2 separate regions of the Homo sapiens genome follow, and region 1 is linked to region 2. Evidence: read pairs that join two places in POLR2A ChIA-PET (ENCODE). Cell type or tissue: endothelial cell of umbilical vein. All regions are shown on one strand. Links, peaks and the distances in the headings refer to the core of each region. The heading gives the core; the rest is flanking DNA. Region 1 has its middle 22 kb from the start of CLRN3. Region 2 overlaps PTPRE (protein tyrosine phosphatase receptor type E).

The links. ChIA-PET counts read pairs that join two places held together with the same protein. Peaks named below come from ENCODE experiments on the same cell type or tissue, not always from the same donor. Only the 100,000 strongest peaks of a DNase experiment are listed, where the experiment ranks them.
Region 1: POLR2A ChIA-PET joins it to region 2 with 7 read pairs; 2 of 35 experiments call an interaction of 5 or more read pairs at or near these places.

The regions. Positions count from the first base shown.
Region 1 is chr10:127,869,506-127,872,417 of GRCh38, forward strand. No RefSeq gene overlaps it. Among named protein-coding and RNA genes, the nearest start is that of CLRN3, 22 kb to the right of the region's middle. In endothelial cell of umbilical vein, for the core only: a CTCF peak has its summit at 1,129 (motif pointing right); a DNase peak (open chromatin) is centred at 1,176; H3K27me3 peaks cover 239 bases.
Region 2 is chr10:127,988,060-127,990,971 of GRCh38, forward strand. The region is part of intron 2 of PTPRE (protein tyrosine phosphatase receptor type E); the gene reads left to right. Among named protein-coding and RNA genes, the nearest start is that of PTPRE-AS1, 55 kb to the left of the region's middle. In endothelial cell of umbilical vein, for the core only: no CTCF peak of the experiment used is centred there; DNase peaks (open chromatin) are centred at 812 and 1,642; H3K4me3 peaks cover 1,524 bases; H3K27ac peaks cover 2,500 bases.

The DNA.
Region 1 (2,912 bases), core at 88-2,587, 120 kb before region 2:
GCATTCTGTCATGTAATGTTTCTGCTGAGAAGTCTGCTGTTAGTCTGATAGGTTTTCCTTTGTAGGTTACCTGGTGCTTTTGTCTGACTGCTCTTAGAATTTTTTCCTCTACATTGACTTTAGATAGCCTGATGATTATATGCCTTGGTGATGTCCTTTTTGCAATGAGTCTCCCAGGAGTTCTTTGAGCTTCTTAGACATGTATTTGCATGTCTAAATCTCTAGAAAGGCTAGGGAAGTTTTCCTCAATTACTTACTCAAATAGGTTTTCCCTACTTGTTGCTTTTTCTTCTACCTCAGGGATGCCTATAATTCTTAGGTTTAGCTGTTTTCCCATATTTCTTGGAAACTTCGTTTATTTTTTTTAATTCTTTTTTTCCTTTATTTTTGTCTGATTAGGTTAATTTGAAAGCCTTGTCTTTGAGCTCTGAAATTCTTTCTTCTACTTGGTCTAGTCTATTGCTAAAACTTTCCACAGTATTTGTAGTTCCCCAGATATGTCTTTCATTTCCAGAAGTTCTGATTGTTTTTTCTTTAAAATATGCCTCTCCTTAGAAAGTTTTTCACTCATGTCCTGAATTGTTTTTAATATTTCTTTATGTTGGTTTTCACCTTTCTCTTGTCTCTCCTTTAGTAACTTAATAATTTACCTTTTGAATTCTTTATCTGGTATCTCAAAGATTTCATCTTGACTTAGACTCACTGCTGGAGAGTTAGTGTAATCTTTTGTGGGTGTTTTTAGAACCTGTTTTTTCATATCACCAGAATTATCTTTCTGATTTACTCTCATTTGGGTAGACTCTTTCTTCTTATGATTTTTAAATTAATTTTTATTTGACTGGTTTTAAAACATTTCCCCGTGAGGATGTGACTTTAATGTTTATAGTTCATTGTCACCTAGCTTCAGCTCTGCATACTTTCAGTGGCAAAGACTCTGAGTTCCTTGGTTATGGAGAATCTTTGTGTGATGGATTTCTCAGATGCTGGATGTACTAAAAATGTGTTGTGTGTGTAAGCAGATTCACTGTCTCATGTGGGGCTGGAATGGCCGTGGTCTCATGAATATCTCATTTCCCAGTGATGTGCACTTAAAAAGAAAAATTCCCCAGTATTTTATTCACTAGGTTGAACAGTTCAGGCTTCGGGCCAGTAGGAGGTGCCAATGGGTTAAAAAGAAAATGGCTGCAGCTAAAGCAGGTGGGTAAAAGCGATATCCCAGTGGTGGGTGGAGGTCCCAGCTTTGACAGAGGTGACTGAGGAAGCTGTCAGTAAAATGCACTGAGTTCTTTTCAGGGGGAGGTGAGGGATCCACCACAGTTCTCCTTCCAGGCCAGAAGGAAAGTAATCCACCTCCCAGCCCACTCCTGACCTGGTATTCCAGCTGTTAGATCAGACAGGCAGCTCTTATTCATCAGGAATACTGATGTTTCATGTAGAAAGGGGTTGTGAATCTCTCTCTCTCTCTCTCTCTCTCTCTCTCTCTCTCTCTCTCTCTCATGCAAGCCTGAACCTGGAAGGGAATGCTGTGGGGATGCAGTCACCCTAGAGTGTTCCAGAAAGGGTGCCTACTAATGCACCCACACCAAGCTCCTATGGGAGAAGCCCCCGCTACCTCTGCAGTGGTGGTCAAGGGATGGAAGAAGTCCCCTTCTCCAAGACCATTCACAAGTATCAGGGCTGCCTGACTACTTGGGTAGAGCAACAGACTTTCCCCACCGAACCGAGCACTGCACCTGTGCCTCTGCTGAAAGAAACTTCCCACCCGTGGAAAGTTCTAGCACTCAAGGCCTGCCTTCTGAATTCCTTTGTCTCATAGGGTCCTCCCTTAATGTGTGCATTCTCACTTCCCCTAGGAGTAGCAGCCCCTGAAGGCCAGACTACTGTGAATGCTGCTGCTCCTCTGGGTCTAGCCACCCAGTCGGGCTGCCACATTCCAGGCTGGTGCTAGGGATATCTACAAGGGATCCAATGATGTAACTTGTCCAGTCTCCCAGCAGTGGCAGGGGAGAGACATAGACTGAGATTTTCTTGGTTGTAAATAGCCTTAGCATGTTGGCTTTCTCAAAGCCAACAATAGTAGTAACGTACTAGGTATATGGAAACGTACTTTCCATATGGAAAGACTCAACATCTGGTTAGCCAGGGTGATGCAGGCAATGTCAGTAGGCGAGGTTGCACAGAGGTTTTCTTCTTCCTGAGTAATGTGTTATTGTGCCTGCAGATGCTGCAATGGATGGTGGCAGCTGGCCACCAGCCAGGAGGTGGCACTCGCAAAAGATCACCAGCTGAGGTGGTAGTGATGGGGTTGGTGCTTGCCTCATGTTACCCAGGGGAGGTACTCTGGAGTCTCAGGCAATGGGCGGGGTCCTGGAGTTCCCAAACGTCCCTGTCCCTTGTGTTTACCAGGGCAAGTGAAGGGGCAAAGCGGGTCAGGCTAGATCAGGTAAGTCCACGCCCTGGCTCCCTACATGCAGGGGCAAGCAGTGTCCTCAGCGGGGGATTGGAGGGCAGTTCTCTGGCTGCTGGGATAATGTTCCAGAGATGAGTGTAGCTGCCGCTGCTGCACAAAAGAATCCGCATGGGGAGTGAGGAGTAACAGGCGGCAGTCAGTCCCACTCAGCTCCCACGCACTTGGCAAGGAAGGCCTCACACCCGCAGGGTTCAGCCAACAGCAGCGAGCTGGGTTCCAGGCAGCCTGCTCTCAGAACTCAAAACCGCCCAGGCCATGAGTCTTCCTGATAGAGACAGAAACCTGGCTTTCATGCTTCGGCCCTCCAGGTCCACCCGGGAAGCAGGGGTGCCAGCTCCTGCACTCGTGGCCATAGCACACTTCCCAGTTGCCCCTGGGTTCAAGCCAATAGGGTTCGTCCCCTCTCGAGATTATGTGGCAAAACTCAGTTGGGAGCTTCTCT
Region 2 (2,912 bases), core at 113-2,612:
ACAAGAAATGTATAAATGCTTTTGGGTGTATGAGTTACAGAGAGATTTCTCAGACCCGGCGGTGCATCAGGATGAGGTCTCGTGCCAAATGCAAGGGCCGTGGGTGGACCAGTCCTACCTGATACAGGAACTCACCCTCAACTGCAGCACCATCCCCTGGGGGTGGCCCCCTGTGGATTGAGCAACAGGAAAGGAGATCACATTCTGCTCAAAAATGACCATTTGCAGTGACTTTTTTTCTTTTCTTTTTTTTTTTTTTTTTTTGAGACTGAATCTTGCTCTATCACTCAGGCTGGAGTTCGTTGGCACAATCTGGGCTCTTCGCAAACTTTGCCTCCAGGGTTCAAGCGATTCTCCTGCCTCTACCTCCTGAGTAGCTGGGATTACAGGCACCTGTCACCATGCCCAGCTAATTTTTGTGTTTTTAGTAGAGATGGGTTTTGCCATATTGGCCAGGCTGGTCTCGAACTCCTGACCTCAGGTGATCCGCCCACCTTGGTCTCCCAAAGTGCTGGGATTACAGGCATGAGCCACCCTACCTGGCCTGCGGTGACTTTTTAAAGCTGCTCATACACATGAACATAAAGATGGAAACAACAGATGCGGGGAACTCCAAAAGGGAAGAGGGAGGGAGGAGAGCAAGGGTTGAAAGACTCTCTATTGGGTACTATGTTCACTATTGGGGTGATAGGTTCAATAGAAGCTCAAAGCCCAGCATTGTGCAATGTACCCATGTAAGAAACCTGCACACATACTCTCGAATCTACAATAACATTTTTTAAAACTGCTTATTATGTTGCAGAGTTTGGTAAAAATTATTTAAAATGGTAAGAAAGGAAGGATCTCTGTGGAACTACTGAACAAAAACATGTCATGTAATAGATTTTCTGGGTAGCTTTTCTCCTTGTTTTGAATAGAAATGAGCATAAGCAAAAAAACGAAAACTGGATTTGTGTTTATTTTATGATGAGGGCTGTTTCAGTTCTAACAACTTTTAAAAAATATGTTGATAGTATTTAACTGATTTCAAACAACTCTACCAAGATTCATCTGCTATCAGAAATGGTGCAGATTTCATGTTCAAGTGCTATAACATATACATATAGATAGCTTCTTAAAGCTATATATATTATATTTTACATATACATATTATATATTTAAAGCTATCATGTTAGCATGTTGCTGCTGAGAAATGAATTTTTTTAAATCTCATGTTTGTGAAATTATTATTTAGAAAAACAGGATTTGCTCTATTTCCTGTTTTTCCAGATAACTTACATGCCTTATGCTTAAACAAAAATTGCATTTCTGATAAGACACATACATATGGAGCACTTATTTACAAAGCATGCTCAAATTCATGATCTCAAGTGGGCCCCCTAAACATGCAGAGGCAGCAGTCCAGGCATGCCTTGTCACCTCTCCCTTAAAGAGGGGAAAACAGAGACCCAGGCAGGCTGGATAAGTGAGTTGTAGGACAGTGGAAAGGAAGTGCCAGTCCCCAGCGGTGCTCTCTCGGACTGAAACGCTGCTCCTCTCCAACTGAAAAAACAGTCGGCTCTCATTACCACCACCAAAGGTGAAGTTCAGACCTGCCAAAAGAAAAACTTTTCCGTTATGAAAAATATTATTTGACAGTTATGCAAGTGACAGAGAACATTAACAAATAAGAACATATCCTGTGGATTCTGCAAACGGTTTGCTGGTTGATAATTATATTTTGGAACAGTTTTATGATCACTTGAGTTGATCTTGGCCAGAGTTCCCAATTATTTCTGCATGTTATCTGCTGACCAAATCCAGCTTTCTAATCTCTTTTCACACACTTGGCATGTTTCCTTCCAGCACAGCCAGTAATTTGTTCATTCGCTCACTGAGGGTTTATCGGGTTTATCAGGTATCTCTTGCAAGCTTATAATTGTGCAAGATATTGAAAAATGAAGTGGTTGATTCTAGTTCTAATTTCAGGAAATATTGCTTAGAGAGCCAATGTTTGAGTCCTTTCTCTACTAAGTATAAATGTGTGTTTTGCCCAGGAGCCTAGAAAAATGATTGATTAGAAAGATTTTAGTTCTGGAAAGTTGAATGGCCTCTGTAATCCCAGCACTTTAGGAGGCTGAGGTGGTTGGATCACTTGAGGTCAGGAGTTTGAGAGCAGCCTGGCCAGTATGGTAAAACCTCATCTCCACTAAAAATACAAAAATTAGCCAGGCATGGTGGCACGTGCCTGTAATCTCAGCTACTCAGGAGGCAGAGGCAGGAGAATCACTTGAACCCAGGAGGCGGAGGTTGCAGTGAGCCGAGACTGCACCGTTGCACTCCAGCCTGGGTGACAGAGCATGACTCCACCTCAAAAAAAAAAAAAAAAAAAAAAGAAAGAAAAGAAAAGAAAGCGGAGTGACTTAGACTTGTCACTTCATCACTCTGAGTCACACCTTCTTGGTCTAAAACATAAAGGGCTGGGTGAGAATTGTTTAAAGACATCTTCAAGACCTAGAGTTCTATGCTCTAGGGTGGTGCTGGTCTGGATTTGGAGTTAGCAACAGAAATCCCCAGAAAGTAACTACTGCATGTGTCGGCCATGACGGGGACCAGCCGCACTCATCCCCTTGTCTTGCAGGATGTGTCTGCATGTTTTGGGGTGAATGTTTTGTCATCTTCCTATGAGAAAGCAGCACTGGCCTAGGGGCTTCCTCCTCCTGCCTCGCTCATTTGTTTTTGCTCTCTCACTGCTCTCCAAAAGAAGCAAGAACATTTTTTTAAAAAGCATTTTATTAATGGAAAATTTTTATTTGAAATATGGTCATTTCCTTTTTATAATGTTGCTTCTATTCAGGAAGGAAAAGCTGAGAATCCGTGGGCTTTGATTTTAAAACTCAAACAGAAATGTTAGTTAATAAAACAAAGGTATT